4 separate regions of the Mus musculus genome follow, and regions 1, 3 and 4 are each linked to region 2. The links are chromatin loops, found by intact Hi-C in ENCODE. Cell type or tissue: heart. All regions are shown on one strand.

Region 1 (8,000 bases), 74 kb after region 2:
TATTCTCCCAAAGGGACCTCTGAACTAGTAAAGCCAGCAGCTCATACAGCACACATAATGAAGAACACAGAAGCCAAGCAAGATAGCACAAACTGATAATCCCATTATTTGGGAGGCTAAAATAAGATTGCTGAGAATTCCAGGTCAGATTGGACTTCATAGTAAGACCTGGTCTCATAAACACAAACAACGGGTGTCAGGGGACAAGACTAGCACCAGGAGAAGAAACCTCTAAGAGAGGGCCAGCTAATCTCTCTGGGGACCACAATCATGTTGATGACAGAGTTCACAAGGTCAAAAGAAGACCATGATGATTAACAACCCCAAGAACTTGGTTTATAAAGCATACATTTTGGCAAGCAGCATCTCTAGCATAGGAATACAAAAGGACCTTAAAAAGTGATTATCATAGCAGTTTGCCACCAAGGGGATGAGTGAGTTTCTCCTCTAAACACAGACATGCCCTAAGCATTTAGCTCCTCCTCCCTACCCCCACCGCCTCTGGGCACATCACCAGTCTAAGAGGCACAGTACCTGTCCTGCCGATGCCAGCACTGCAGTGGACCACAATGGGTGGCTCAGGGCACTGCCCTTTGGAGCGAGCTCCCAGGTTGCCTACAGCCATACTCTGCTGGTTTCTGACCACTCTCAGGAAGTCAATGAGGGAAGCAGCTGAGGAAGGGACACCATAATCTGGCCAGCTTAGGAACTGGAAGTGGGTAACCTGGCGTTTCTGCCGCTCCTTACGTGAAAAAGAAGCAAGAGTTAATGTCATTCCTGTCTGCTGTCTACCCTTGGCTTTCCAGGTTCTTAAGACTTTAGAAGATCCTGTCTTCTGCTGTCAACTTTCTTCACAATTGATTTTCTACTTCAAACCCAAAGGAATGGCTATATGTTTGGGAAGGCAAATTGCTATATTATAGGATCCATATTTCTTGTTTATTATTGCTATTAATAAGTTATTATTATTGTATTATTTTATTATTAAAAACAAGACAAAAAATGAGCCAGAAGTGGTCCTCCACAGGAAAGGACACACCAACTAATTGTCCAGTCCAAACAGTCAGCTCTAGAACATAATACAAGCATTTATATGGATACAACAGATTATATTTACAACTATATATATGTATATATATGTGTGTGTGTGTGAAAATATGTAAATACATGCAATAACAATTAGTAAAAATAGAGATTATACATTTGAAAGAGCAGATAGGGTTTGGAGAGGAAAAAAAGGAAAGGAAATATGTTATAATAAAGTTATAAGATCAAAAAAAAAAAAACTACTTGGGAGGCAGAGGCAGGTGGATTTCTGAGTTCAAGGCCAGCCTGGTCTACAAAGTGAGTTCCAGGACAGCCAGGGCTAAACAGAGAAACCCTGTCTCAAAAAAGAACCAAAAAACCAACCAAACAAACAAAATCTTCCTTAGAAAAATTTATTGTCAGGCATCATGGAGCACAACTCTATACCACAAAATTCAGGAAGGAGTGGTGGGCAGATGGATCTCTATGCATTTGAGCCCAGGCTAGTCTACCTCTATCATGAGATCCAGGTCAGCCAAGGCTACATACTGAGAGACACTGTCTCGAAATAAAACAGTACCTTATTTATTTACTTATTGACTTAGTTAATTGTAAGTGCCTAGGCATCTATGTTAGGAGTACACAGACAGGCCAGAGAAGGGCATCAGGTGTCCTCTCTAACACATGCTGCCCACTCTTCTGAAGCAGGGTCCCCCTGAACTTGGAGCCAGGGATCCTCAACTAGGCCATAAGCAGAAAGCCTAGTAAGTCTCTTGCCTCTGCCTCCATTAGATCTGATGACAGGCATAAATGGCCCCCCAGCTGGATGCATGGGCGCTACAGTCTGAACACTCGTCCTCATGATTGAGTATAAAGTACTCTAACAGCTGAACCATCATCTCTCCAGTCCCTCAATGTAGTTTTTCTGAGACAAGATTCGTACTGTGCAGTCCAAGCTATTTTCCACCTTGTAATCCTGCCTCAGCCTCCTCTGCAGAAGGATAAGAAGCATGGCTTAGCATACAGAGTCCCAATGTTGAAATTTTTTACTTCTCTTTAATGCCACTCTTTTAAAATAAAAAAAGAGTTATTTATTTATTTTATGTATGTGAGTACACTGTAGCTGTCTTCAGACACACCCAGAAGAGGCCATCAGATCCCATTATAGATGGTTGTGAGCCACCATATGGCTGCTGTGATTTGAACTCAGGATCTACTCAAGAGCAATCAGTGCTCTTAACCACTAACCATCTCTCCAGCCTCTTAATGCCACTCTTATATTGAGGCGATAACTTCATTAGTTCTGAGTTGAGGGTTTTTTTTGTTTGTTTGTTTTTTGAAAGGCGGTTAATGGGAGGTATCTCTATTTGGAGCTTATTATATAGACCAAGCTGACCTTGAATTTATAGATATCAACTTGCCTCTGTCTGGAGTGCTGGGATTAAAGATGGACACTACATAACTGGCTTATCAGTTGATCATCTGTTTATTACCTCCCTAAAGTCCTGCCTATTCCCTCTAGACATTTTCTTTTTTGTGTGTTTGTTTTATTGGAACTCCATACACATACCAGACCGACCTTGACCTCACAGATATCCACCTCTTCTTACTGAGTGCTGAGATTAAAGGTGTGCATCACCACCCTCAATGAGAATCTCTTAAAGGAGCTCCCCTAATTTCAAAAGAGAAAATAGAAACCTGCATTTACCTCTGTGTTGTGAATTTCTAGAGTTGTTTTCTTATAATGGTTCATGTTTTCCACTCCTAGATTAGTCACCGTGAGGAAGCCAAATCGGATCCGGGAGTCTTTTTCTAAAGGCCAGTACTGGCCACATTTTCTCCTGCCGCCTTCCTCAAAGCTGAAGACATACAGAGCAAGTTAAGCCTTCTCTCTTCAACTAGCTGTAAGCCGCTTCCCACCACAACTGCTGAGCTCCTAGGCAGCAATGTGATCTGCACTGCTTCTGAAGTCTGCACTGATTCTTGGCAGAAAAATGACATCTCTTCCTTCTAAACAAGTGTTAAAACAGCTAACATTCTTACATGTATACATTTAGCAGACATGCATTGTACATTCACTGTATCATCTGTCTCCTTCCTGATACTTGGTTGTATTTCCTACATATAGTAGCAAATCCACACTGAGGCCTAGACCTTGGCCACTGCTCAGTTTCTTTCGACGAAGGGCCCTTGGCTGACACAGGAGTGGGGAAGACAATTCTCCCAACTACAGGTGGCTGTTGACAATGCTCTGAGGACGGGAACTGAGGGAGCATCGCTTTTCTTCCCTATCTGAAAAAGGTTATAATTAATGATGAAACTAATAAACTATGAAATTCCTTACATTTGGCAGAATTGCCAAATTTCAAAAACAATCCTTTATTCAGAACTTCCTGCCTTATGTTTCAACCATCTTTCTGTTCCCTTACAGGTAGAGATATTAATGAACAGAAGAGCCATCAAAAGAAGGAGGAAATGGAGAGCAAAGGGAACTGGTAATGCAGTGGCCAGGAAGGCACCTTTCCTCTGTAGACAAGAGGCAGCTTCAAGGTGTGCTGCTGGCATTTCCCAGCACGTCCTTTTGTGAATAAGGCCAGAACCCCAGGATAGGCTTTAGCGCACTAGCCCTGGGTCCCTACAGTTACGGATTAAATATTTCTGCAAGGCTAACACTATCTCCACTGTGTCCTACCATGTTAACTATAGATGTGGCATAGCTTTCTTAATCATTCAAGCTTAGGGTCATGGAATCTATGGTTAAAAGAAGACTAACTCACCGGGTAGTCATGACAATCACCAAAACTTTTTGCTCCCAAACCATAAGCCAGAAGTCACGATAGGTGTTCTCCAAAGGACCTGGAATGAAAGGACAGGAGGGAGAGCGGGCCTTTAGAAGCATGTCTGTCTTCCTCTACTTGTCTTCCAAATAGGATCTCTGAAGTACAGACTGAAACAGGATCTCACTCATATAGACTCAGACTCACTATAGTCCAGCCTGTCCTTGAACTCTGTCTCCACCGCCCAAGTACTAAGATTACAAGTATTCATATGAGCCTTGTCTTAGCTCTCCTTATTCAGCAAGGTCCTCAAACCAACCATATCATCTCTGTATGGGTGAGTATTTTATAACTATGGTTCTAGAGGAGTTAATGCCCTCTTCTGGACTCTCTGAGCACTGCATGTATGTAGTGCATAGACAAAACACCTATTACATAAAATAAAAGGCTGGGGAGATGGCTCAGCAGTTAAGAGCAATGACTGCTCTTCTAGAAATCCTGAGTTCAAGTCTCAGCAACCACATGGTGGTTTACAACCATCTGTAATGGGATCTGAGGCCCTTTTCTGGTATGTCTGAAGACAGCTACAGTGTACTCACATATATAAAATAAATAAAAGCCGGGCAGTGGTGGCGTAGGCCTTTAATCCCAGCACTTGGGAGGCAGAGGCAGGCAGATTTCTGAGTTCGAGGCCAGCCTGGTCTACAGAGTGAGTTCCAGGACAACAGCCAGGGCTACACAGAGAAACCCTGTCTCAAAACAAACTAACTAATAAATGAATAAAAATTTAAAGATAAATTACACTGTACCAAAAATAAAAGAAATTAAGTGTTCAGATTCCAAAGATTCCAGGTGAGCCGTATGTAGGAACATATGTAGCGCCTGAGGCTCTGTGGCTCATCATGTACGGTAGCAAGGGTCAAGTCTATACCTACCTGTCTGTTTCTACCTCAGTAGCCCTCAGCCTCATAATACAGTAACTACTAAACCAGGTTACTTCTGGCCCCCACTGTCTCAAATCCCATAGTCTGAACAGAGACCTAGTCTTCAGAATTCTTTCACTTACTTATGTACTTTCTCTCCCTCGCCCCCTTTTCCTGTTGTGAGATGGGATCTTACTGTGTAACTCAGAGAGGCCTCAAACTTGTGATCCAAATATAGGCATGTGCCATCATGCCAAGTTTTCTTTCTCAACTTTCTTATCTCTAATAATAGGACTTCTAGTATTCTTGGTTAAAATTATTATTGTCACTGTTGTTTTGTTAGTAAGTGCTGGGGTGTGATGAGGTGGCAGGCCTGCCATAGGGCACATGCAGCCTTGAAAGGACCTGATTGCTAAGGACTTGTGTTTTAGGATTGTTTTCTCCTCCACCTTACATGGTGGAGCCATCTTTCCAGCCCTGACTCCCACATTTTACAAGAGTAAATGAGGGGCTAGAAAGATGGCTCAGCGGTTAAGATCAATGACTGCTCTTCTAGAGGTCCTGAGTTCAATTCCCAGCAACCATGTGGTGGTCTGTAATGAGATCTGGTGCCTTCTTCCGGTGTCTGAAGAGAACTACAGTGTACTCACATACATATAATAAATAAATACATCTTTTAAAAAAAAGTTGGAATCCCTTGGGAGGTGGGGAATGACATATGCCTTTAATCCCAGCACAACCTAGGCTACAGAGTGAATTCTAGGACAGTCAGGGCTGACAGAGAAACCCTGTCTGGAGGGGAAGGGAGAAATTCCTGGAATAACAACAGCACACTCACACTAAAGAGGGGAAGAGGGGTAAAAGCCATTGATGGTGACAGATGGTGACACTTGGGAGGCAGAGACAGATGGATCTCTAAGTTCCAGTACAGCCAGGGCTACACAGAGAAACCGTATCTTGAAAAGAAAAAAAAGGGGGGGGTTGGTTTGTGAAGTCAACTTTAACACACCCATCACCCATTTGCATCTTCTCCCAGAAGTTATCAAGCAAAATGTTTTGCCCTTGAAATTAAGTGTCTTTCCTACATCTGCCCTCTCCCCTGTTTTTAATACAATGTTTCAGTACGATGAGAAATTTATCATTTTTAACCTAAGTTACTAATACTATTCTAATGTATTTTTCTGAATATTTCTTCCCCCTTACAGTTTAATACTAAAAAAAAAATACAGTACAGACACAATGTATTTCTCTGACTCTGTTCCATTCATTATATTGTCTCCCTCATCTGTAATACCACTCCATTGTTTAAGACTTGTTTTTTCTTTTCTTTTTTTTTTCCGAGACAGGGTTTCTCTGTCAGCCCTGACTATCCTAGAATTCACTCTGTAGCCTAGGTTGTGCTGGGATTAAGGGCATATGTCATTCCCCACCTCCCAAGGGATTCCAACTTTTTTTTAAAAGATGTATTTATTTATTATATGTATGTGAGTACACTGTAGTTCTCTTCAGACACACTGGAAGAGGGCACCGGATCTCATTACAGATGGTGGTGAGCCACCACGTGGTGCTCCTGGAACTCACTCTGTAGACCAGGTTGACCTCGAACTCAGAAATCCACCTGCCTCTGCCTCCCAGGTGCTGGGATTAAAGGCGTGCACCACCACACCCGGCTAAGACTTATTTTTGTATATGTGTGTTTGGATGTAGGAGTGCTTGGCAGATGTGTGTGGGCACCTGCAGAGGTCAGACTCGCTGGGCCTCGGGTTACAAGCATTACAAGCTCCCCAGTGACCCCTGGAAACTGAACTCTGGTCCTCTGGAAGAGCAGTAAATGCTGAGGCATCTCTCCAGGCCTTCTGTCTATTTTTAAGTGCCCAGTCTTCCTCTAGGCTCTTATTGACCAGGACACTCAAAGGACTTTCTCTCCCATAAGCTCTGGATGGCAAGGCTGGTCCTAAATATTTCAACCATTTAAATTATAGCATATTACATTGGACAGTAAAGAAAATCCCCATTTCAGTAAATAGATGTGAAGGATAAATGCCATTTGCAAAACTGTCCATTATAATTTGAACCTAGGGGCTGGTGAGATGGCTCAGCGGTTAAGAAGAGCATTGACAGCCAGGCGTGGTGGCACACGCCTTTAATCCCAGCACTCGGGAGGCAGAGACAGGCGGATTTCTGAGTTCGAGGCCAGCCTGGTCTACAAAGTGAGTGCCAGGACAGCCAGGGCTACACAGAGAAATCCTGTCTCGAAAAACCAAAAAAAAAAAAAAAAAAGAGCATTTGACTGCTCTTCCGGAGGTCCTGAGTTCAATTCCCAGCAACCACATGGTGGCTCACAACCATCCGTAATGAGATCTGACAACCTTTTCTGGTGTGTCTGAAGACAGCTACAGTGTACTTACATATAATAAACAAACAAATAAATATTTTAAAAAATAATAATAATTTGAACCTGCACGATGAGCACTCTCCAAAAAATGTCTTTGTGATAACTCCTCGGGATAATTCTTTGTTTTCCCAGTGTTTTCCCCTCTCTATATTCAGAGAAGCAGGGTAATATCAAGGGTTAATTGAGACCTGAAAGACCAATGGTCCCATTATTTTTGTTAAAGTCTTTAGTAACCACTAACATTGTGTGTGTGCATATGTAGGAACAGCCTCTCTACTATACATGCGGAAGCCGTGGTCAAGGCCACCTGCCTTGGTTTGCATTTAATGGTATTTTTGTTTTGTTTTGAGATGGGGTCTCTCACTGGAACCTGGTATCTGCCTAGTAGTTACACTGGATAGACCTGAACTGGAGGGATCCTCCTATCTCTGCCTCCCTGACACTAGCACCCCATGACAGCTCACCATCATCCTGTTCCATGGGGTTTGACACTGTCTTCTAGCCCCCATGGTCACTGCATACATGCATGCAGTGAAAACAATTATACATACAAAACAAAAGGTAAATTTTAGAAACAAAAATAAAGACAAGAAGTAGGAGGAGTGACATCCTAGTCTGCAAAGCTAGGTTCCATCACATCACATCAAAGACAGGCAGACAGACAGACATGGAAAGACAGAATAAAGGATCTTATTTCAGAGTGAGAGAAATGGCTGAGTGGTTAAGAGCAGTAGCTGTTCTTTCAGAGGACCCAGGTTCAGTTCCTGGTAACCACATAAGAGCCCACAACCACTCTAATCCAGAGGATCTGATGCCCTCTTCTGACTTCTGTAGGCAATGCATGTATGTGGTACAGAGACTTCAATGTAGGCAAAATAC
Region 2 (8,000 bases):
GAATCTTCAGCAGTTTCATAATTTTATGACTATTTCCGTCTGCCCTTCAAGGCCACCTTACCATATTCACAGTGTTGGAGGAATCTGAAACAATATACAGTTAACACTGGGCAGTGGTGGCAGAGGCCTTTTTAATCCTAACACTTGAGAGGCAGGACAGAGGCAGATGGATCTATGAAGTCTGAGGCTCTGGTCTACAGAGTGAGTTCCAGGACATCCAGGGCTATACAGAGAAACCTTGTCTCAAAAAAACTAAACCAAGCCAAAGAAAACAAACAAACAAACAAACAAAAATGCACAGTTAAATATACACTGCAATAATCATGCATGGTAGCACCCAACTTTAATCCCAGCACTTGGGAGGAAGCAAGTAGATCTATGTGAGTTCAAGGCCAACATGGTCTACATAGTGAGTTCTAGGACAGCCAGGGATATAGAATGGGATCCTGTTTCAAACAAAACAAAACAACAAATAAATAACAACAAACAGCCAAACCCAATATCTTAGCTTTTCATGGTATAGAAAACATGCTCCCTCAATATGAAATAATGGAATGTAAAAGGTAGGGTGTAAAATATCAGAGAAATAACTTTCATCTAGTAAAAGGTGCTTCTGCTCAAAGACATTTTGAGATTATGAAGACGGAGATGATAAGAATGGTCATCCCTGCCGGGCGGTGGTGGCACACACCTTTAATCCCAGCACTTGGGAGGCAGAGGCAGGCGGATTTCTGAGTTCGAGGCCAGCCTGGTCTACAAAGTGAGTTCCAGGACAGCCAGGGCACCAGGGCTACACAGAGAAACCCTGTCTCCAAACACCAAAAAAAAAAAAAAAAAAAAAAAAAAAAAAAAAAAAAAAAGATGGTCATCCCTGGTAGAAGGATAATAGGAGTAATTAATTTCCCCATGTTCTTTTATATTTACCACGAGAAAGGAGATATTAAGATTTCACTTATGTGAACACATCTGTGTAAGCGGATGCTTACCTCCGAGGGTCTGATGCTCGCAGCCTCTCGCTCAGGACATAACTGGTCTTTTCGCCTTCTTTGGTCAAACCCTGGTAGAGAAAAGAGAAGACCGGGCTTGAGGCCATTAGAAAATTCGAAGGTCGAGTAAAGCCAATGAGGGCCAGGCTCTGCCATCCAGCTGCCCTGCCCTGAATCACCGATACCAGGAAAGGCTAGGATAAAGTAATCAGGGAACCTTGGTAGCAAGTGTTCCACCCATCGGTGACCAGCACGCAGTTTATGTTTGCTAGCAGTGGTGAAGGGACTCTGGGGAGCTGGAGCTCGGCAAGCACGGCTATGGCAGGCCTTGCCCTTCTTCCCACTTCCTTCTGCCTTGTAAAACTGCTAGATTACATCCCTAAAGCTAGCCACCAAGGTCTATTCTCTTATTTGGGATTAGACCACCTCATCCCAACATAGGCTTTCTTCTTGTAGCTTTATAGACTGCCATTTTCTTAGACCTTTGTCTTCTGGGACAAACACCTCTTTCCCTTCTCCCTTGTCCTCGGTCTCCTGTCTTTGTCTCTTATTCTCTGCCCTCTGAAACAAATCAATTTCATTTGTGCAAAGAACCTGAATTGGGGTGTCTTGGGTTAACTTCAAGGTCCCTACAGATGGTCTTATGGGAAGGATCTTGGGCAGGGATTAGGAGGCCTGGTTGGTAGCTTTTCTTTCTTAAGATTTATTTATTTAATGTATGTATTGGTACACTGTATGCTGTCTTCAGACACACCAGAATAGAGCATCAGATCCCATTACAGATGGCTGTAAGTCACATGTGGTTGCTGGGAATTTGAACTCAGGACCTCTGGAAGAGCAGTCAGTGCTCTTAGCAGTCAGTCCACTGAGCCATCTCTCCAACCCCCTCTGGTAGCCTTTTTACCCATGAATATATAAAAGAAAACCCCATGGAGTGAGGCAGATATATTAATACAGGTCTATAATTCTAGCTACTTGGGAGGTCCATGGTAGAGAATAACAAGATCAAGGCTACTATCAGGGATCATTCAGCAAGACCCTTTCTCGAATTAAACGGGAGGTGGGAGATGGATTAGCTCAGTGGTGAGAACATTTGTCTAGAATTTGTGGTGGTTCTGGGTTATATTAATTAAAAAAGAAGCCCAAGGAGTTTGAGATAGATTGGTTCATCCTCAGTGTTCAGTTAGGTGGGTGCCATCGAAGAGAAGAAAGTTGGATAGGGCTCTGACTTCTTTTTTTTGTTTTGTTTTGTTTGTTTGTTTTTTTTTTGTTGTTTTTTTGTTTTTTCGAGACAGGGTTTCTCTGTATAGCCCTGGTTGTCCTGGTGCTCACTTTGTAGACCAGGCTGGCCTCGAACTCAGAAATCCACCTGCCTCTGCCTCCCGAGTGCTGGGATTAAAGGCGTGCAGCACCACGCCCGGCTAGGGCTCTGACTTCTTTTAGGACCCAGTTACTGGACTTTGAAACGGAAGCTGCATGGACCAACAAAGAAATGTCTTAGTTTTTTAAAATCTATAATGGATATAAAGTGTCATCACATAGCATTACAAAGATTAAACCTGGTATGACATTTAACATTTAACATCTGGGGAATGTGAAGTGCAGTTAAAAGAAATTCATTATTCATGGGAAGATAACTTAATACCTTACTTTATATCATTTTAGAATGATTTGAAGTTTCCCCCAATACATATGTACTATACACAATAAAACTAGCTTATGAAAACTGGGGATTTATAACACTGGTGTCCAAATTCTGGTGGCTTACAACCATCTGTAATGGGATCTGATAACCTCTTCGGGTGTGTCTAAACACTGGCAATTTCCTCAGTTCCGAAATCATGAAATTACTCTGGAGACCCATTCATTCAGCTGTGGCTTCTCCAAAAACCAGGCTAATCTGTGGCAGTATCTGGCTCTAAGAGAGGACACCTCACCTGGACAGGTTCCCCATCACGCCAGACAAGGCTTTCTCCATCGCTTTCCCAGCAAAGATGAACTTCCTGGCCCACCCAAACTTCAGGGATGACCAGTTCTACCCGAAACCAGCAGGTCCACCATCTGTAAGAGAGCCATTTTGATGGGCCTAGGAGTGGAAACCCTCGGCTTTAAGATGTTCTCCATGCATGTGCAGCATCAGAGAAATGGTCAAAGAATAAAGGGAAAGGGGGAGAGGCAGCAGGGATGAAAATACTCAAGTGAAGACGCCGAAGGATAAAGGAGCTTCTCTCAGCAGAGGGCGCCACTCTGCTATCTAGCAGACTAGGGTTTGGTCGTGGGGCGGAGCTTCGCCAAACTGGGCGTTACCCACGTGGGTCCGAAGCTGTCGCCGACCTGCGCAGGGCTGAAGTTCTGCTGCACCGCCTTCTCATAGGGAAGCCTCTCGGGCGTCAGGAAGCTGGAGAGTGTCACCGAGCAGCTGTCCCCGAAGAGCCTGGGCAGGAGCAGCTGATGGGCGCATGCTCGAAGCCGCCCCTGTCCCACCCGTGAGCCAGCGGATGGCTGGGGAAACGCTCTCCCTTGGCTAAGGCCGTGAGGACTGCCTGGCAGCTCAGCAGCACAGACCAACCTCTACCGTTCGCTCCCCAGCCCCTGGCCTGGCAGTGGCGGGAACTTTGTTCCGCGGCCCGGTTGGCCACGGCCTGGGTTTCCCTCCGGAAGGGAAGGGGAGAGCGCGCGGGTGTGGTAGGCCAAGGACCACACCTGCCGCGAAGGTTACAGTCGGTGAAGTAGATCGGGGACACGAACTTCTCCACCCGCTCGAAAGTGGTGCGCCAGTGCTTCAAGAACGGCGCTGCCGCCATGGCGATGCGCCTTCCCTCCCCGGAAGATCCTTGGTGCTGCCGGCTCGTTGCACCGCTTGGAACCAAAGGTTCCGGCATCCAACCAGCTTACAGACCCGAGCAGCTTTTCTGGGAACACCACGGCTTTTGCAAGAGGCTGGCTCTGGGGAGCCTCCCAGTGAAACCCGGAAGCTGAGCCTTCGCGGTTCTCACCTCAGCCTTGCTGTCAGACAGCTGGGTAAATTATTTTAAAATACAATGGTAAGTTTGAGCTGGTGGTGTGGTTCGGTAGGGAGAGTGCTTGCCTAGGATGCACAAAGTTCACAGACCAGGAAGTGTAAATTGGAGTAATCTGCGACAATGTAGCGCCTTTGAGTACAGCCTGAGCTACTTGGTATTCTGAAGGAAGGGCTAGGGAGGGAACCCCTGGAAGGGCATGGGAAAGGTTTAGTTTTCCATTCTCTTCACTTACTCAAGCATTGGTAACTGCATAATATGAAAAGCGCAAGGCTACTTCGGGTGTTTTCAGAAATACAGAAAAGGGGCTTTGCACACCAGTAATCCTCCATTACATTACATGCATCACCGTTGCCCATTACCCCAATGTCCAGAATTTTGATCTAACGCAGGTCAACAAGTGCAAGGAAGTTTGAATGCTAACCTCCAGCTTTAACGTTTGCAGGAGTCTGGAAGAAAATAATACAGGAGGAATCTAACTAGCCTGCTTTAATGGAAATAACCAGGTTTACATTCCAAATGCAGGTTACCCAGAAAAATGATCAAGTAAGAAATATACAATGCCAATTAAAATAACTTGTCAAAACTTGAGCAAAGTCCCTTGTTTTATTGGTCACAAGGACTTTTTCTCCTAAAAGGGCCCTGAAATCTTACCCTGACCTGCAGGGAGGTGCAGTACATAGTACATAGGTAGCAACTGCCAAGGCTGCTGCTGGTCAGACCCATGCTCCCCATCCTTCTAGGCCAGCAGTCTTAAGGAAATAGAGGGGGAGAGGTGAACCATAGCTGAGGAAGCCAGACCCTTTCTTCCTGGCATGCTGCCTCAGCCACTGCCCTACATTTTCCCATTAGGCTTGATTACTTCCAAGTTTCCTTGTCCTCCTATGAGAAAAACACCCTAAAAGCAGGATATGGTGACACACACCTGTATTCCCAGAATTCAGGAGTCCAAGGCAAAATTCATGAGTTTTTTTTTTTTTTTTTTTTCAAGACATGGTTTCTCTGTATAAGCCCTGGCTGTCCTGGAACTCACTTTGTAGACCAGACTGGCCTTGAACTCTGAAATCCCCCTGCCTCTGCCTCCCAAGTGCTGGGATTAAAGGACTGTGCCACCTTTTGAAAACCTAGAAGTCAAATTATTTTTCTTTATGGTGGTGTTGGGGATTTTAAAAACATTGTTACAATTTATTTGGTTGGGGGTGGGATATGTGGGGCCTGGGGCTCAAAACTCAGGTCTTTAGGCTTAGTGGCAAGAACCATACCCAGCTGAGCCATCTCACTGACCCCAGGACTGAGGATTTTTAAATGGAAGATAAAATACCTGGTTATGACTTGCTAGGTGATGGCTGTCGAATTCTATGACAGCTAGTCTGTTGTTCAGAAAGTCCAGGCCAACCACATTTGAGCCCCCACCCCACCCCAATGTTATGGATCACGTTTAAATGTAACTTTTAAGAAGTGGAGTCTAGTGAGATGGATGGGGATACTAGCACAAATAAATGCGCTTGCAGCCAAGCCTGAAACCTAATTCAAGTCCTAGAACTGACTACAAGTTGTTCTGACTTTGACACTTGCACGTTGATGCATATGTGCACACATACAAATAAATGTAAAAAATTTTCTTAATCTTATTTTTTGAGACAAGGTCTTTTTGTGGCCCTGGCTATCCTGAAGTTATGTAGACCAGGCTAGCTCTGAACTCACAGAGATCTGTTTCTTCCTTCTGAGTGCTGAGATTAAAGGCCCACGCTACAATTTTAAAAGCATTTGTTGGTGTATGTTGCTAAGCAATGTAAAATTCATTCCCTTCGAATTTCTACAAATACACTTGACTCTTTGGCTCGGTATCCTGAATTGTAGCCTTATTCCCAGTAAGGGAAATTAGAACTTTGAGAGGGGAAATAGGAGCCTAGGTGCGGTGTGCCTGTGCGTGAGCACAAGAACAGGCACTCAGGTGCCACAGGGCACAGCACTCCTGGGAGTCAGATCTTGCCTTCCACTATTGGATCCAGAGAGCAAACTTGTCAGGCTTATGTGGCAAACACTTTTATCTATGGAGCCATCCCACTGGCCTCACTGTTGATATGTTAATTTGACAATTACAAGTACTTATTTATTTAAAGCAAAATCCTATTTGTAACCTGGAGAAATTAAAGCCAGTCCCAACTTTACAACAGCTCTTTGGAGAGGACAAGGGACTTATGTTACTTATTTCCTTAAGAATCAAGCTTTATTTACATTTAAAAAAAAAAAAAGGAAAAAGAAAGTAAGTTGTTGGGGGAAAGACAAGTTTTACACAAAAGTACTACAATGGTATCTCCCTTTGGTAAAAAGTGTAATAAATGTCTTGTACATCTGTTTATAGGTACTAAATCTGAAGCCACATGGTACTATGGTACACAAGAAGCTAGAGCAGTTATGCTAGCACATCAAAGCATATTTCTTTAATAAAAAATTGACAGTATGTACATTATTTACAAAAAAGAAAAACCAAGTTAAAATTGTGTGTGTGTGCATGTGTGCGTGTGAGAGAGAAGCTGGTGGATGGCACTAGGGCAGACTAGTAAAGAAGCAGGTACAAAACAGTCCCATGGGAGCTAAAAAGGAGGACTGACTGGAATTTGTTGAGGCCGAGAACCAGAAGAGGGAAGAAGGTGAACTTCAAGGACTCAGAAACCAAATCCATAAGTTATTAATTCCAAAGCCAAACAGGTCTCAGATAAAATCTAACAGAGATCTTAGCTGTGCTCAAGTCAGGGTATCATCAAATCCTGGCTCCCCTCCCCTCTCTTTTTTGGAGGTGGGAAAAGGAGCAGTGACAAGATGCACCTCCATCCATCCATCCATCCAAATGGGGACAGCATCTGGTTGCTCAGGTCATAGGAAGTTGTAGTTGAGCTCTGCTGGTGTGTGCAAGCAAGCTGCCTGTCTCTGTGCTTGCATGGACTTCATTCCCTGTTGGGTCTGGGTAGTACCCGTGGGAAAAGTGCCAGTTCCAGCTTCCTAAGGTATCCATCCATTCGCATTCCTTTCGTGTATCCTGCTGGTGCCTGGTTGCACTGGTGGCTTGAAAGGCATCTTCCTTGATTCTTCAGTGTACATGAGTACACATGCCCCCACACACACACATACACACACATATTCACACACATACACACACACACACCTCTGAGCTACCTGCTCTGGCTCTGCAGTTAAGGGGCTTTGAATACTGTGCCGTATTTGACACGATATTTGTTAATGCTCACAAAGTGCAGAGTCTCTGTATCACAGGTGGTGGTGCAGGGTACCAGGCCCTCGAGCCCCTCACCCATGAGCCATTTGCTGGTCTCTGCTGCCATTTCCCGAGGCACATGCTCCTTGGTCCATTTATCCACCCAGGCCTGGAACCGCTGATGCAGACGCTTGCTTACACGCTCATGGGACTAAAATGAAAGTAAGAGAGAAAGAAGAAACAGATAAAATAGGCAAATAAGCCCTTCAAATACAAAACAATATTTATGTATATATGTATGTATTTAAGACAGAGCCTCACTATGTTGCTCCGGTTGGCCCAAAACTCACTATGTAGACCAGGGCTACATAGACTGGGCTAAAACTTGAGCAGCTTGCCTGCCCTGCTGCATGAGTGCTGGGATTAGACATATGCCACCTGGCCTGATGAGATTCATTACTTTATTTGTACACCAGTCATTCTGCCTGAAACTGTATTTATAGCATGTATGTGCCTAATGTTTGCAGAAGCCTAGCTCAGTCCTATGAAAGAACAGCCAGTGTTCTTAACCACTGAGCAATCTACCCAGTCCTCTAGAATGTTATCTTTAAAAAATGGGGGAAAGGAGAGGTTGGCAAAATAGTTCAGTGAGTAAAGGTGCCTGGCACTAAGTCTAATGACCTGTGTTCCATCCCCTGAGCCCAGAGAGAACAGATTCCTACAGGTTGTCCTCTGACCTATACACTCACACTGTGGCAATGCACACTCACATCAACACAA
Region 3 (8,000 bases), 240 kb after region 2:
TTGCTCCACTGATGTCTATTGAATGTTTCAAGCTCTGTAGCTAGGCCCAGATGTGCCCCAGTGGCCTCACCTGAGACTCTATCGCCATGACAGCAGCTCTGCTGTTGAGTGGCTCAGGGAAAACCCAGAGACTTCCTTGGCTCCTTAGCTCCTTTCTCCCTCCCCACCCAGGTCCTACCTGGGTTACTGCAAACGTTTTCTCGCTCCTGTTCTGCTCAAGGCCTCGGCCCACCGCCTCTACAGTCCTAACACAGGGTGAGCCTTTGAAAACATTCGATTAGTTTCCTGCTTTTGTTTTGAACAAGGGTCTTACTATGTTGCCCAGGCTGGCCTTGACCTCCCAAGCTCGAGTGATTCTCCTGCCTCAGCCTCCCAAGACGCTGGTGTGTGCCACTGTGCCAGATTGAGGCCAGTTCTGCTCACTGCTGCATCAGCTCCACTAACTGATCACGAAGACTCCATTGGTATCCAGGAGACCTCACATCAACTTTATGACCCATTCTTTAGGGCCTCCGAGTTTATGTTCAAGCCCAAGTAGTATTCTTTGTTTCTGTAAAGAAATCTGTTTCCTGCCCCTTCTGATCAAGACACACCCTCATGCTCTACCTCTGTTTTCCCCTTTTAGGAGGGAAACGCAGAAAGATTTTCCTTCCAGCAAATCAGGGCTTGCACGATAGTAAACCAGAAACGGAGTGGGGTGGTTGTGAGTGAGCCATCTCAGAGTCCCAGAGCGCTGCAGTCGGGTTGTGTTGTCTACACCGGGAGCTGATCTGCGTTAAGGGAGGGGCGTCCCCTCAGCGATTTGCTTCGAGAAGGAGTACAGGCTTTTAAAGAATTGGTTTATCAGGTTCCTGAGAACTTTCCTAAGGCTTCAGCGGTGACAACTGATGTGGGCCAGATGTGTCCTAAAGGATTGAAGGCTGTCAGTTGTAAGTAACCTCTAGTCTAGGCTGCTGGTGGGCATGGTGGGAAATGGAGCCCCTCCCCTGCCCCCAGCAGTGGTGGTGGAGGTCAGCGTGACACCTGGCTGCCTGTTGGTGCTCCTGTACGAGAAGGCCCTAGCGAGCAAAAGGCAAAACTCGGGCCAGGTGCGGGGACAGTATCCTTAGGTGAAGGGAACTCAAGGCTTAATCCTGGTCTTGCTTCTTACGAGCCATGATACTGAATAAAAGTCACCAGACTGCATATGCACTTCTTTATCTACAAACTGAGGTTACCTGAGCCCTTCTAGCCCAGTGTCTTGAAGGGCAGTGGTACTGTCTGTCAATCCACTGCCTACTGCTGCCTGACCTCTGCCAGGGGAGGAGGGTGTCTGTGCCACGTAGCCTCTTTCCAGCCTTCTTGGGTGGCACTGCCAGTCTGGCCCCCTGGTGGCCACAGCCTTGTGTCCTTCGTGTTACTGGAGCATGGGGGGGGGGTGTGTGTGTGCTGCTGGGTGGGGGAGGGGCACCGTGGCTTTGTCCCAGCCTCTCCTCCTTCCAGGACTCTGATAACAAGGCTCCCAGTGACTCAGGACATACAGCTGCCCTAGCCACTGGCAGATTTCATTGTGGGGAGGGGTCAGAAAGGGGCTATGGTAGATGCTAGGGCCTGGGAGAAGTGAGAACAGAAGCCAAAGAAGCAAAAGAAGTGCAGGGTCTGAGGAATCTTACTTGACCCTCTTTAAGGCAGCTTCCTCCTCTGAGCTACCTGCTGGGTGGGAGCTGCTCCCCCACACCCCGCACCTCCCCCCTCTGTGTTCCAGTACTTCTCAGGAGGAGCGCACACCCTGATGGGGTAGAAAGGAACTTGTGGGGCCCAGGAGGCCTCTGAGTGCTGGAAAGGGACCCGGAGGTGGGTCCTGCCCTTTTCAAGGGTCAGGGTAAGCCCTGTTGGAAAGTTCTTGGAGCAGCACCATAGTGCTGCAGATCCAGTGGCAGGGCCAGCCATGTTCTCTTGGATCCTGCTCATGTAGAAAGAATAGGGGTCATGCTGTGACCACGTGGCCTCTAGGTGGGAGCACCAAGCATGCTGTTTGCTCTACCGTAGCCCAGAGGAGCTGCTCACAGTGCCTTAGACCCTGTGGGGACCAATCCGTGAAGAGTGATGACTGCTGGCTCACACTAGTTAGCACCGACAGCCCTGGCATCTCAGCCGCTCAGTCAGCCTCAACATGCGGCTGGAAATTATAATTTTGATCGGTGGTCCTGGTGTGCCCTAGGGACTCTGCTCCGAAGAGTAGATCTCAGTGTCCCTCAGACTGGCCCACTCTGCCTGGGACTCATCTGCATCCAGCTTGCTTACATTCTCTGGCATCTTTCCTGAGTCCCAAGCTCAACTTTATCCCAAACTGTCCAGCCTAAGTGAGCTCATGCCCTCACCAGCCGCTGGGGTGCCTCTGGCCCTCCTTCCTGGGCCCTTGTCAGCCTCTGGGATCCAGCTGTGGCTTCCTTCTGGAGGCCTAACCCTGAGCTGGGACAGGATCCAGAGAAGCTAGCTGCCAGTGAGGTGGATGCTCCAGCTGGCAGCCACCTGAGGTAAGGTTGGGGTCTGTGTGGTGGCTGAGGAGTGAGGCCCTTACCTCAGCCTGGGTGAAGTTCACCAAGACCTCCTCTGCACTTCCTTGCTGGGCATGGAGGAGTCGGCCAAGCTGGGGGCCTCTTACCACCCGGTAGAGCAGGTGACGAGGGTCAGCGCCTGTGCTGGAACTGGCGCTCAGGCTCTGGCTGCTGAGCGGCTGCACAGACTCTGTGAAGCATGGAGGAGCCTGTTAGCTTTTGACAGGAGCCCAGACAAGGGTCCTGGGCTACCATCCTCCATTCTGCCTCGGCTAGCCAGCATGCAGACCTACCTGGACAGACGGTCAACTTCCGGGTGCCCTCCAAGGAGAGGAGTGCCTGCTTCTGGGCCACCACTCGGAAGAAATGTCCAGGAGAAGTGTGTGCGCCGTCAGAGAGGTCGAAGTGGAAGCCTCCTTCCAGGGCTCCTGAGCACAGGGTGGGTGGAGCTGGGTCCTGTTGGCCCAAGGTAGCTCCCTCCCCTCAAGGTACCCCCACCCCAGGAGGCTGGAGAACCCTCTCAGCACCCACCTCTGTGTGAGAACAGCACAAGCCCACTGTCCAGCTGGGCCTGTGTGAAGCGGTGGACCTCGGTGTCTGGTGCCACCCTCAAGGCGATCCGTCCGTTGCTGGGCTGCTCGATGGTGTAGACCAAGTCTTCTGGGCCCGAATCATTGTCTGTTCCCCTGAGGGCCTCAGGAGGGATGGGCACAATGGCCCCCTCCCAGATCTAGGGACACAGACCGTGAAAGTCCTGTCCACATTGTGTCCTTTCCATCCCTTTCCTCCTGGCCCTTGGACTTTCACCAGGCCCCCAACCTGCTCTGCCCGGCTGTCATGGACACCTGTGCCATTCTGAGCCTTCTTTCTCATTCTCCTTTTCTGTCACGCAGGTTCCTTCTCCACCAGCCCTGATCTTAATTGTACCTCAAAGCCAGACCACAACCTCCTGCCTAGAAATGTTCCTGTTTGGTCCTTACTTCAGAGATCCCTGTCCCTGACCAAAGGTGCTGCCGGGTCTCCCTGGTGGGGGGGCCTTCCCTTTCCTCCTGCCATGGCATATACCATCTGGCGCGGGTGGGCACAGGACAGAGGCAATGGTGTTGGCCAGCGCAGAACACTTAGAAATAGGCTCTCCTGCCAGTTGAAGCTCGGGAGGGAGGCGGAGAGCGGAGAGCTGATTCCTGATTCCTAGCTGAATCGGCTAGGAATCCACCCGTGCAGTGCAGGGGAGGCCCCATAGGCTACCCACCCACGCAGGGCAAGGTCTTCTTCCAGAGCCCTGTTCCATGTGGCACAGGGCCAGTCACTGAGGCCATTCTGGGTACGAGGCCCTCATCTCAGAAAACGTCCTTCTAAAACCCAGGAGCTGCTTCTCCCTCCCAGAGTCCGAGAGTAAGTTAAAACCAGTGTTGGACTCCAGGGGGCTAACATGGGTGGATATTGCCACCTAGTGGCCAATTTACCACACATCATTTCCAACTTAGGCATCCCTTAGTTATCTAGACCCTCAGCCTATATATAGGGAAGCTTCGTTGTGATCTTTATTTGCTGTGACCCTCGAGCTCCCAACCTGCAGCCCACAATACAGGACTTATAATACATTTCTTTAGGTATTTTGGGCCTGAGACATGAGGGAAAACCTTTCTGTGAACAGGTGGGTCCAAGGACAGGCAAGGTCAAGGATGGTCTTTCTAAACCAAGACTGCCCAGTAACAAAACCTCACAACTGCGTTTTGTTTTCAGCACTGTATCACATCTCTCCTTCCAAGTTTGTGGTAGTGAACCCATTTCACAGAGGATGACACTGAGCCAGAGAGAAGGGACTCTAGTCTCTTTCTGGGACCAGAGATGGGATAGGTTCAGGAGTGAACTCACTTGCAGGCCTGTGTTTGTGGTGAGAACAGGGGGTTGGTCATTAACAGGAAGGATGGTGATCGTGAAGGCCACGGGCTGGCTCTGGCGGTCCATCTCTGAGGCATTAGCTAGCAGAACAAAGGCGTCTGTCTGTGTCTCACTTCCATCATGCACGTAGCGGATCAGCTGCTCTTCCACCTATGAGGAGACCCAGGATTGGTTGTCAGGCTTCAGCTAGCCCAAGACTCAACAGGGATCTTGGGACCAGCACCCTTAACGTCCCATTGTTAGGTACAGGAGACAGATCCCTTTAGAACACATTTCCACAGGTAAGAAGTGTGTATGTGGAGAGATGGCTCAGTGGTTAAGAGCACTGACTGCTCTTCCAGAGGTCCTGAGTTCAATTCCCTGCAACCACATGGTGTTTCATAACCATGTGTAATGGGATCTGGTGCCCTCTTCTGGTGTGTCTGAATAGAGCAATGATATATATTACATTCTTAAAAAAAAAAGAAGTGTGTGTGTGTGTGTGTGTGTGTGTGTGTGTGTGTAAACAACAACGTTTCCATTTCTCAGGGGAAGACTGAAATTAAAGCATAAAGCAGTGCCAGTAACTAGAGCCGAGGAGGCGCAGGTGTCTCCGGTACCTCTCTCCAGGAGAAGGTGCTGAGGCTCCCATCTTGAGAATGATCCTCCTTCTGCAGGGCCCCGTGCTGCGGTGGCTCTAGCACCTGCAGGACAAGGCCTGGCAGCGTGGGGAAGTAAGGCCCAGTGATCTGGACCAGAGGAGGGGCCAGCGTCCGGGTGCCGCCCTCGGGAACGCTGAAGTTTTGAACATCCAGGGGGATGACTGTGGGCAGCACCTCCAGCTCCACAGAGATGCCTTCAAGAGGATCACCCAGGCCCGAGGCCACATCCAGGGAGAAGGAATCACTCCAGGCTCCAGGGCGAGAGTGCAGGTAGAGAACCCGGCCTGAATTCACTGCCTCCTGGGAGAAGCTCTGCACAGGGTCCAGGCTGGGCGGCTCCTCTGCTGAAGCGCCGTGGGACACCATCACCAGGTAGCCGGCGTTCGGGGGGCTTCTCAACGAGAACATGATGTCGGCAGGCAGCACTGCCTCCTGGACCACCTAGTCAACAGAGACGATGGGGACAAACGGGGTCACAGGCTGTTGTGGACCTCAGGTGGCAGAACAGGCTCGGTCGCCACGTGTGGCTAATGCTTTGCTCAGGATCTGCTATAGCTGACACTATATACCACAAGAGGGCGCTCTCACCATACCTAGCAGCACAGGCTCCCAGGTCTTAAGCAGTTTGCTGATTTGGTCCACCCCAAAGGAGGCTGAGTACTCCTTCAATGCCTGCTCTACCCACACAAAAAAGTCTAAGCACCACTCTTAAACTACACTGCACTTCTGATTCTATGCCTTTGCAGAATACACCCCCCCCCACACACACACTTTTTAAAGATTTATATGTAAGTACACCGCAGCTGTCTTCAGACACAGCAGAAGAGGGCATCAGATTTCATTACGGATGGTTGTGAGCCAGCATGTGGTCGCTGGGATTTGAACTCAAGACCCTTGGGAGAGCAGTCAGTGCCCTTAACCACTGAGCCATCTCTCTAGCCCCCAGAATCCATTCTTTTAGCTTGGAATGCCATCTGCTACTTTTTTTTGCTGTCCATACTCCATACTTTTCTCTTTTCTCCACTCTTCTCCTACCTCTTCTTTTGTCTGGCCTGGAACTCTCTTAATAGACCAGGTTGGCCTTGAATTCAAAGAGCTCTGCCTGCCTCTGCCTCCTGAGTGCTGGGATTAAAGGTGTGCACCACCAAAGCTTGGTTCATATGCTGCCTCCTCTGGTGTGGACACTTCCTGACATGTTTAGTCATGGTCTTTCTCAAAGTCCAAACACTCAGAACTGGAAGGGCCTCAAAACTGGGCCTTCACAGTAAGGCAGTGAGCCAGCTGGTCAGCATTGCGCTGTGAGCTCCCTGAGTTAACAGACACCATCACAGGCCCTCACAGTTCTGTTGTGGAGTCTAGGGAAAGAGCTAAGGACCTGTGGATCTGAGGGGCAGCGCTCCTAAAGGTCACCCCTCATGGTAACCTCATAGGGACTGTGACAGGATATACACTCTTGGTCTCTGCTTCAGAGATTCTGTGGATCTGGCTGGAACCCAGATTTTACACGGCTATCCATAGCAAGGACACATGTATATGTGATCTCTGGAGGTGCGTGACACTTAACAGGTAGGTGTATGTTCCTAGACACATGCAGAACTACAACACATACAGGTGACTACTGAAGCTGTAATACTCCTAAGACCTGCATCCCCACAGGAACGCCCCCCTCATGGAAGTACCCTCAGCTTGGCAGGCCTCGTGCACTGCCTTACCTCTAGCTGGTCCCTTCTGATCTCAGCCGCTTCCCCCTGGAAGACGTAGATCTTTTTGTGCTGCACCAGTTGCAGTGGGGCCAGGGGACCCTCGAGGGCAATGGTCACTTGTAGGAAGGTGTTAGTGTGTACTGGCCCTGCTGCCACAGAAAACGCCAGGGTGTCTTGGGGGCTGAGGCTGCCATTGTGGCTGTAGAGGATGGCCCCATCGAGCAAGTCCCGTTGGGAGAAGGAGGTGACTGACTGGCCATCCCGGAGCAGCTGCCCCCACTGAGGACCAGCGGTTACATGGTAGTGGACCTCATTTCCACTTCGTATGTCCAGGTTGGTGTCCAGCTGGAGCACAGCAGTGTCAATGGTGCCCTGGCCTCCTTGAGGAACCACGAGACTAGAACTATTGGCTACGTGAAGATAGGGTTCTGAGGCTTGGACCTCCAGCATGGCAGTAGCCTGGTGCTGCCCATCAGACACCTGCAGCTGGAGCCAGCCGTGGTCGGCCCCCGAGTGCACAAACAGGACTTGCTTCTTCCTGAGATCCTCTTGGGTGAACCGGTAGATGGGCCTCGTGGGCTCCTCCATAGCCACAATGCTGCCAAAGAGGAGGTCCTTGCGGGTCAGCACCAGTTGCGCATCACTGAACCCTGAATCAGCATCGCTGAAGGCTACATCATCTGTAGTCAGCAGTCGCTGTCCACCCCGGGCCACGTGGAAGACACGGCTAATGGTCTGCACAGGGGCGTGGTCATTCACAGGCTGGATGGCCACTCGGAAGACACCACGCACCTCCTCCCAGGCCATGTCACCACTGCCCTCTCCCTGGCGTGTGGCCACAAACGGGATATCATCCTCTATGGTCTCAGAGTCATCGTGCTGGTAGACCAGTCGGCCATGAAGTAGGTCCTCATTAGTGAAGGATGTCACTGGGGTGGACTTCCCCTTTGGGTCCCTCCAAGCCAACTTGCCATGGTGAGGCTGCTCCATCACCTCATAGAGATAGCTGGCGCTGTTGAGACTCTTGACGAAGAGGTGGTCGGCAGACAGCACGCCCTCCCCTCCCTCGGGGACCATGAGAAGGACGTTAGTGAGGACGGGAGCATTTGGGTCACCACCAATGTGGATGGGGAATGTGTAGAGCGGGGAGAAATGGGGTGGGGATGTGACCCGGAAACGGAAGGAGTCATCGGCTGCCTCAGAGGTCCGCATTG
Region 4 (8,000 bases), 57 kb after region 2:
ACATGAAGCTTTAAGGACTAGAAGTTACATAAAACCAAAAGAGAACACAAAATTCTAAGTTACCTTTGTGAAACTAAGCTTATGTAACAAAACCTTCTGTAGGTGAAATCAGTCAAGAAATCAGAGTATTTTACTTAAAGAGAGTTAAATCTTTGACTTAAAAAAAAAAAATTTAGCCTTGGGGTATAGCCTAGCGGTGAAGCAATGCTTATGTGCCCTAAACTCACTCCATCACTTACAATCATAAATTCAATACTTTCTCTAGAAATAAAATCTCAGATTTGTTAGGAGCTCAAATGGTAAACTGAGTTTAAAGTCCTAAGCTACCAAAAATGGTAGCAATTTTTAGGTATCAACCCGTAAAGGCGCAGTAGCTGAACATCAAGGGAACTCCAGGGAAGGTTGGCGCCCTCCACAATTCCAGTCCCTGATCACTCTGCCCCTCCCCCACCGGCCACTGTCGGGGAAGCAAGGGCACAGCACCAGCCGCACCCCACCGCAGACACTCCAGAGAGGACGCTGAGTATCTCGTCCCAATAATTACAACGAAGAGGAGCAGCTGACCACGCTTCTACTCTCCCTAGCTGTTAAGGCGCCATCCATGGTGTGTGAAGCAAAGTAGAAGACTACAGCTACGGGCCACGATGCCCCAAGCAGAATGGATGAAGAAGCCACAGCATAAAGTCCGGACACCTCCACCGTTCCCAGTCTACAAGGGGCCCTCCCACCCACGGGGATGCTGGGAGGAGCAGACACGGAGCCCTGACCCCCTGCCAGACGCCACAGCGGGCTTTCCCCAGCTCCTCTTCACTGCTAAGGAGGCGGAAATCCCGGAGGGGGCGGGGCGGGAGGGGCGTGGCATCACAGCCCCGGACGCGCCTTCCGGCCAACCGGATCCCGCTAAGGCGGGGGAACACAGGCTTCACGCCCCCTCGCCACCGCGCCCTGAAAGCCACACGCCGGGACCCTCTTCCCGTCCCGCACGCCCCGCGGACCCAAAGCAGTTCAGCCAGTGGTCCCGCCCATAAGGGAGAAGGGGCGGGGTCACAGCCGCGGGCCTTTAGCGCGAGCCCGTCCCGCCCCTTTCTCCACCACCGCACGCGCGCCGGCCCCGCCTCTGATCGGCGGGACTAGGACCCGCCCCTCCGTGCGCACCGGGACTACGCTCTCCTCCCCCTCCCGCACTGAGTGCGGCTCCGCTCCGCCCCCCACAGCCACGCACGGGAAGCCGAGGTCAGCCCCCCCGAAAAACACACGCCCTCCAGTCCCGGGTTACCCGCCACCCAGCTGCTGGGCGGACCGCGGTGCGGCGTGCTCTCACCGCAAAAGCTCCAGCCACTCAGCCTGTGCGTCGCTCCCGGCGTGAGCCTCGCACCCAGCACGGAGGCCCCGGAACGGCGCGGGCACAGGCCCGCAAGAGCGGACTGGCAACCTCCTTTGCGCCCACGAAGCGGTCACAGGCCTGGGTGCCCAGACTGGGAAGGAGGGAGGGAGGGAGGGAAACTCTAAGGGGGGAAGGGGAGGGGGGAAGATGGAGAAACCGTCTCTGCCGCCTCTACCGCCGCGGCCGCTTCTCTGTTACCCGGGAAATCCCGCCCACTCTCCCGGCCCGCCCCGCCGAGGGAAGGCTTAACCTCGCTCCGCCACGGGATATATTACCCATCCGTCAATGGTTTAGCCAATCACTATGCCGCAAAGACCTACTCCCGCCCTCTTCCCTCGCTGGGAGGGGAGAGCGAGCCGCTCACCTTCTCCACGCCCCTATTGGCGGGGAGAGTCCCTAACTCAACCCCGCCTATTGGAGACTGATTGCCGAATCCCTCCTCCGGGCTCTAATACTATTGGAGGAAGAGGAGTACCTCTTCACATCTCATTGGAGAGTCTCACATATCCCTCCCCATACCGCCCCAGCCACAGGCCTAACAAATCGGCTCCCGCCTCCGCCGGTCCCTGCATTGGAAGACTACCTTTGCTTCTCTCATAGCCCCAGGAAGGTAAGTAACCAATGTGGGGTAAAAATGTCCTTAAGTGAGGCCGACTCCACCCACTACACGGCTGGGCCAGGCCCCGCCCCCAATGATCTGATTGGACTATCTTGGCGCCGGTAGGAGCCGCCATTGGACACGGCGCCGGTCCAGGAAGGAGACCATTCCGCCCTGCGCGAGGATGCTGAACCTTAGCAGTCCTTTTGTGGAATGTTTACACTGGAGACTGAACCTCAGCGTTCCAAGGCCGGGATCGGAGATGGCGGGGAGCTCAGCGGCCGAAACCCGAGGCTTTGAGATTTGAAAAGGAAAAGGCAGTAGTATTACCCGCCGTGGAGAATTAACCAAAACAATGACAGAAAGCCTTGTCCTTCCTACCCACTTATTTTTACACTTTCACGGTCTTCTAAACACAGCCATCTGGAGCACTCAGCAGCTACTTTCAGCAAGCCGACTCCAAAATTAAGGTCTGGAGCTCTAATCTGATCCAAAAGCCCAGATATTACTAGCTGGTCACTAGGGCTGACTGAATACTGTGACACTGGGACAACCAGAATCTGCAGCCCTCAGGGGGCGGAGATAACCCAGCGGAGGCCTTTAAATGTCACCGCCTGGGCAAGCCTCCGGAAGGCGGAGCATGAAGGGAAAATGTATACTCTATTGGTCGGGTAGATCCAGGGACATTTTAAACTGGAGGAAGAGAGGCTGAAAACCTCACACAGACCACTGCATAAATAAACCTTGAGTGTGCACTTACGTTCACAGAAGGAGTAAAAATTCCAGATTGTGTGAAGGATATGGTCTTAAGAATGACTGTTCAAGGGGAAGGGCTGTAATCGCAACCATTCGCGAAAGGGCAGGAATAGTCTGAATTTAGGAACCCTAAGGCCAGCCCTTCAAAAAAAAGGGGGGTGGGCATTCCTCCTTAGCAGAGTGAGTTAATGGCGGTCTCTAAGCCTTCTGGGTAAGTAACAATGCCTGAACACAAAAAGTGCTTTGAAATACCTAGTTCTTGGGCTGGTGAGATGGCTCAGCGGCTAAGAACGCCGTCTGCTCTTCCAAAGGTCCTGAGTTCAAATCCCAGCAACCACATGGTGGCTCACAACCATCCGTAATGGAATCTGATGCTCTCTTCTGGAGTGTCTGAAGACAACTACAGTGTACTTACATATAATACATTAATTAATTAATAATAATAATAATAATAAAGACCTAGTTCTTTTATTTATTCACTAGTAAGGCGTGGGCCCGATGCCGACCTTGCTTTGGGGAGGCTTTCGCTGTGCCATGAGAGGTTAGGTGGGATTAGTCTTACCGCATTCTAGAGCAAAAGGGGGAGAGGGAACCTCCCTAGAGTCGAGTGTCCCCAGGAGATACGACACCGGGGAACCGTTTCGTAAATCCAATACTGTCCTCCTGTAAATCCTGCGGAGACTGCCATAAACAAGTGTTGGCAACAGGTGGGTCTAACTCCTAGGATGGCTTCACGGCGTGAGGCCATAGTAAAGAGTTGTGAACTCCAAGAGTGGCCGACAGGTGGGAGCAGCCACACCGGTAGCCAAGCCAAGCCCTGTTCCAGGACAGTGCTCTAAAATAAGAAAAACTAGCCAAACCGTTCCAGGCTGAAGTAGCACTCCAAAACTGACAGATGCCTATCCTTAACTGAACTGCCTTACCCACCAGGCTGGGTACCTACCATACAATGTACAGCACTCCCACCACGGTATCAACAAACACCCCCGAATCCTTGCTAGAAATGAGCCTCACGGACTTCCCTTGACTGCAGCGACCGAGGTATCGTAGATCTTGCCAAAGGTTCCATTACTAGGTTGTCATAATCTTAGATTCCGCCGACTAAGGATCAAGATTGCCTTGCACAAGGAATTAAGGATGCGGCCAATGTCCAAGCTTTCTGAAACTTAAATTTAAGGAAGTCAAGGGGCACGGAGAAAAACAGCAAAAGTTGATCGGGCTGGAGGGTAGAACTCATTCCCTCCCCTCCGTGCAGCAGCCCTGGAGCGATGCTTTCTGGAGTAACAGCGCAATTGTCGGGCTTCACCTCGAAGGCTAGCCGATCCCTAGACTCGGAAGAATCTTTGTGTGCCTCCAAGGCTTTCCCCGCCCCCCTAACTAAGGGCGCGGAGCCTGAGACTTCCGGGCGGGAGGGAAGTTGCAGGGAGCTAAAAGGGCCTCAACCATGTGCTGAGCGCGCTCACGAGAAAGGGGGGGCAGGGAGGAGAACGTCTCCTCCTAGCTTACCCCAGAAGGGGAAGGCCTATCCAATTCGCCAATCAGAAACAGGGACGGGGGCTTGTACCTCACGTAAGCCCCAGGAATCCTCCCTCCGCCCTTCGAAGAAAAAAAATTTTAGCAACTTAAACTCCAGTCCAACCTCCCGATAGGCGGAGCTCTAGAGAATATCATCCAATGCATACACGAGAAGGGAAAGAGGGACTCGAATCCAACCAGTGAAAGACAAGAGAAGGCGGAGCCTCTGGAGAACCCAAAGTGGGTGGAAGAGGAAATGTCCCCGCCCCTCTCGGGTCCCCTCCAGGCCGGTTGCACAAGCTCCCTGCAAGAGATAGTAAACAGTCTTGGCCAGGCAATGGAGGCAGAGATGGCCGCGCATTTCGAGAACTGGCCCTGCGCCTGCCCTCCCCGCCTGCACCGCCACTGCACGCAGTTTGCTCCGGTGCCCCGCCTCTCGGCCCGCAGCCGCCATCCGGCTGACAGGCGCGCCCCTCCCCGCCCGCTGATGCATTTCCTTTTCCCTATTCCAAGCGTGGAGTCTGTTTTCCCAGTTTCCGACCTTCACTGCCCCTTTCAGGCCACCCCTTCGTGAGCGCGCGCGCGCACAAGGCTGCCCCCTCCCCGTACGCGGCCCTGTGGCACGCAGCGGCACCTCGCGGAAGAGGGAGCCCCGGCAGCACACACACTACTCAGGGAGGGGGAGCAGCCGCCGCGGCCGTGAGGTGGGCGGGGAAGGAGGCAGCTCCATGTTTGCGAGGGGATCAGCTGGGGCCGCGAATTGAATCCGCCGAGTTCCTAGAGCTTTTCTACACTCAGCAAGCGCTCCACGCCGGACCGCAGTCTAGCCGGTTCTGCAGCCGAGTACTTGCTAAAATGCCGTGTTCGGACACACCGGCAGCTCCCAGGCTAGTGGCTGGAACCTCTCCCGCCCCAAGTCTCCTCCGGCAAATACAGCCATTGCCCCCGCCCCCAGAGTCCTTAACAACCGCGGGCCCACGGTGCCCGCGCCTCCCCAGAGCGCGCCCACGACCCTTCCAAGTTTGCCGGCAGAAGCAAACGCTCAGGGCGGCCACTGCACTCGCCCAGCGTGGTTAGCGGAGAAAGACCGTGGGGCCCGGCTTGCTCTTAAACTCCAGCGGTCGACCAACTCCGGACACCGTGAGCTCGGTGGGCCCGACTGGCCAGGCTGCGGCCGCCGCCCCCTGCCGAGGCCGCTCGCCGCAACCAGGGCCCTCTTCCCTCTTTTTCTTCTTTATAATTATTTTTTAAAATATTTTTAAAGCATTTACAAGAGCAGTTGGTCTTCTGCTGGCCCATTCCCCAATGAGCTTCCTAAACCTATCGAAACCGACTGCTTGGTAAAATAAATTGGGCGGCGCGGCCGGCGCGAGGGCGACCCAGGCCGGGCCAGCCCCCTCCCCACCGTTCCAGCCCTGCTTGGAAACACACTACGAGCGGGCGGCGCCAAGCGCTCTCCTTCCTGGCCTGCCCCTAGCCTACCTCAACCGCGGGACTCCGAGCCTCCCCGTAGCTCTGTCTTGGGGACTGCAGCACCCACACAGACTTTGTGCAGCCAAAGCAAGCGACCAAAGAACTAGACCCCCAAAATACCGAAATTGGGGAGACCAAATTAAAAGCAGCTGTTTAACATACCTCCGGAACCAGGCGAGGAGTCCTGAATGAGAGGGAACGCCCCCCAGTATCTATTGGCTTTCCTGCGTATACGTCAGTCCCAATGGGTCCGCCTCCTCTCTCTCCCCGCCCCTTCCCCTTCATTGATCGCCCCTTGCCTCCACCGAAATAAAAATAAATAATTAAACTATCCACGAGTAAGAGTCGCCTCCAAAGCAGAGGCTCTTACATCTCTCACACCGCCACTTGGAGTTTTTCGAGGACTTCGGACTTAGGCCTTTTGGGATTTGGAGTTCCGCAGGGTGGAAGCTAAAGGAGGTGCATCTTAACTACACGGCCCCGGTTTCCTTCACACACAACCCATTTGGAGCTGGGTCTGGAGAAACCTGTAACAGTCTATGGCCCTACCACTTGGACGCATCATATCTCAGAAGCTAAACAGAGTCCGGCCTGGCTAGCATTTGGTTGGATTAGAGGTAAGTAGCGATTGGCTGCAACGTCTAGACTTTCCTGGCTGTTAAACGTGTGTCCAGTCTACATTGTAAGGTGCCTTTCAGCCATGAATTCCGAAAACCTGGAAAACTGGCACTTGTCTGAGCCGCTATGGGGTGTGAATCAGGTATTTCACTCTGTCTGCTATCTAGTGCAATTTTAAACTGGCTGGAATATTCACGATATCCTCCAAACACTCAGATGCTTGCTGCAGGAAGTAAGGCGAAGTCTTTCCCAACCCTATCTCTCTCTCTCTCTCTCTCTCTCTCTCTCTCTCTCTCTCTCTCTAAGTAGATCCACAGTCATTTCAACATGAGTAATTCTGTTTAGCTAGCAGTCTGAACAAAGAGTGCCACACACACATAGCAGGCACAGAGGCTGTTGGACTGGTGAGTTTACTGGCAACAAAGGTGCATCTTGGATTGGGGAATAGATTGGGAAAAGCAATGGCAAATTTGTCCCCTATTCATCACCTAGTCCAGAAAAGTCTCCTCATTTTGAGCAGCCCTCAGATGAAGCTCTTAACTGCCTCATTTGCTATTTATCAGTAACATATTTGTTCAAAAGAGCTGAGCAGAAAGCACGTGGTTTGAGCAAGAAACTGTTTTGTTGTTGTTGTTCCATCCTTTTGCTTGTTTTGTTTTGGAGACAGGATGTCATGTAGCCCAGACTGATCTCAAACTCATAGCAGATGGCATTTTCTCCTGCTTCAACCTCCCCAAGTACTTGGATTCTAGCTGTGCATGACCATATCAGCTTTATGTGGTTCTGGAAATCAGACCTAGTACTTCATACATGCTAGGCAAGCACTCTTCCCATTTAGTTACAGCCCAGCCCCCAAGAACCACTTATTTTGGAGGTCATTGAAGAAAGGGAGTTAGCTTGGGTATCAGGTAGGATATGAACAGGAAAGGATTCTCTGGCAGCTGGATGACTATGCCAACAACCTAGTTATTTATAAGAACTTTACAATGCTTTATATGGTGATAAATAAATGCCTGTCATCTCATCATTTGGGAGGCAAAGGGAATAAGACCTTGAGTCCAAAGCCAGCCTAGGCTACAGAGTGGATCTCATCTCGTTTAAAGAGAGTCTACTTGAGAATAATCCCAAGGAAGAGGAGGCAGCTGGCTCAGTGTAGATAACAGAAGAGGTAGCCAGTGGCCTTCTGTGGTTACTAGATGAAAGAGGGTTGGCATAGCCAGTGTTGTGTTCAGGTAAATCTCTTCCTAGTTCAGGGCTTCAGTTCCCAGAAAAATGAGGGAGAGCATGGGTCTACAGAGAAGGGGTCCTTAAAGATAGTGTTAGGATCCTTCCCTGACTGGAGTCCATGTGGAAAGCTGTCACTGAGGGAGACAGGACAGGTGAGAAGTACAGACTTAGGAAGGGCAATGGCATTCCACCTGGTATACAGGAGCTAGAATGTCTGTGGTAGCTGGAAAGAACTGTGTAGTGGCAAAGGCCAGGTGATGAGGACAGTGGGTTCAGTGTGAGGCCTGACACAGCCGTGAAAGTCAGTGTTCATCCTCTCTAGAATGAGGATCAACTTTTAGCTGAAGGCATAAATAGATACTGCGTTACTGAGGTGAGGCACAGTGGTACTACAGAGAGAACACTAGTCAGAAATGCTGAGCCCCATTT

What was found. A loop is a pair of places that touch in the nucleus more often than their neighbours do. Peaks named below come from ENCODE experiments on the same cell type or tissue, not always from the same donor. Only the 100,000 strongest peaks of a DNase experiment are listed, where the experiment ranks them.
Region 1: it touches region 2 in a loop (6-fold over the local background); 13 of 42 quality-filtered maps call a loop at or near these places.
Region 3: a loop joins it to region 2, with 9 times the contacts of the local background. A loop is called at or near these places in 15 of 42 quality-filtered maps.
Region 4: a loop joins it to region 2, with 4 times the contacts of the local background. A loop is called at or near these places in 14 of 42 quality-filtered maps.

What each region holds. Positions count from the first base shown.
Region 1 is chr9:57,052,596-57,060,595 of GRCm38, reverse strand. It overlaps Ptpn9 (protein tyrosine phosphatase, non-receptor type 9), which reads right to left. Exons shown (of 13, transcript NM_019651.2): 10 at 3,804-3,882; 11 at 2,735-2,885; 12 at 535-742. Gm10658 (predicted gene 10658) reads left to right here. Exons shown (of 3, transcript NR_045886.1): 2 at 2,795-3,327; 3 at 3,458-3,699. Among named protein-coding and RNA genes, the nearest start is that of Gm10658, 15 kb to the left of the region's middle. In heart, CTCF peaks have their summits at 4,183 (motif pointing left) and 7,949 (motif pointing left); no DNase peak of the experiment used is centred here.
Region 2 is chr9:57,126,579-57,134,578 of GRCm38, reverse strand. It overlaps Sin3a (transcriptional regulator, SIN3A (yeast)), which reads right to left. Exons shown (of 22, transcript NM_011378.2): 22 at 6,211-7,431. The coding sequence ends at 7,201. Man2c1 (mannosidase, alpha, class 2C, member 1) reads right to left here and starts at 3,802. Exons shown (of 26, transcript NM_028636.2): 1 at 3,690-3,802; 2 at 3,298-3,420; 3 at 2,924-3,047; 4 at 987-1,057. The coding sequence starts at 3,790. Man2c1os (mannosidase, alpha, class 2C, member 1, opposite strand) reads left to right here and starts at 3,289. Exons shown (of 2, transcript NR_102289.1): 1 at 3,289-4,030; 2 at 4,452-4,597. In heart, CTCF peaks have their summits at 3,005 and 3,220 (motif pointing right); DNase peaks (open chromatin) are centred at 3,308 and 3,858; H3K4me3 peaks cover 2,242 bases; H3K27ac peaks cover 1,608 bases.
Region 3 is chr9:56,887,582-56,895,581 of GRCm38, reverse strand. Cspg4 (chondroitin sulfate proteoglycan 4) reads right to left here. Exons shown (of 10, transcript NM_139001.2): 3 at 6,796-8,000; 4 at 5,042-5,524; 5 at 4,416-4,592; 6 at 3,069-3,267; 7 at 2,831-2,965; 8 at 2,561-2,727. Among named protein-coding and RNA genes, the nearest start is that of Cspg4, 26 kb to the right of the region's middle. In heart, CTCF peaks have their summits at 1,340 (motif pointing left), 3,990 (motif pointing left) and 5,648 (motif pointing right); DNase peaks (open chromatin) are centred at 1,371, 3,871, 5,591, 7,801 and 1 weaker place; H3K4me3 peaks cover 998 bases; H3K27ac peaks cover 1,288 bases; H3K27me3 peaks cover 871 bases.
Region 4 is chr9:57,069,952-57,077,951 of GRCm38, reverse strand. Sin3a (transcriptional regulator, SIN3A (yeast)) reads right to left here and starts at 1,576. Exons shown (of 22, transcript NM_011378.2): 1 at 1,322-1,576. Gm10658 (predicted gene 10658) reads left to right here and starts at 5,986. Exons shown (of 3, transcript NR_045886.1): 1 at 5,986-6,343. It overlaps 2700012I20Rik (RIKEN cDNA 2700012I20 gene), which reads left to right and starts at 1,903. Exons shown (of 2, transcript NR_152107.1): 1 at 1,903-1,994; 2 at 2,109-2,749. In heart, CTCF peaks have their summits at 2,065, 3,506, 4,356 and 4,898; DNase peaks (open chromatin) are centred at 1,041, 1,701, 4,411, 4,811 and 4 weaker places; H3K4me3 peaks cover 7,204 bases; H3K27ac peaks cover 6,413 bases.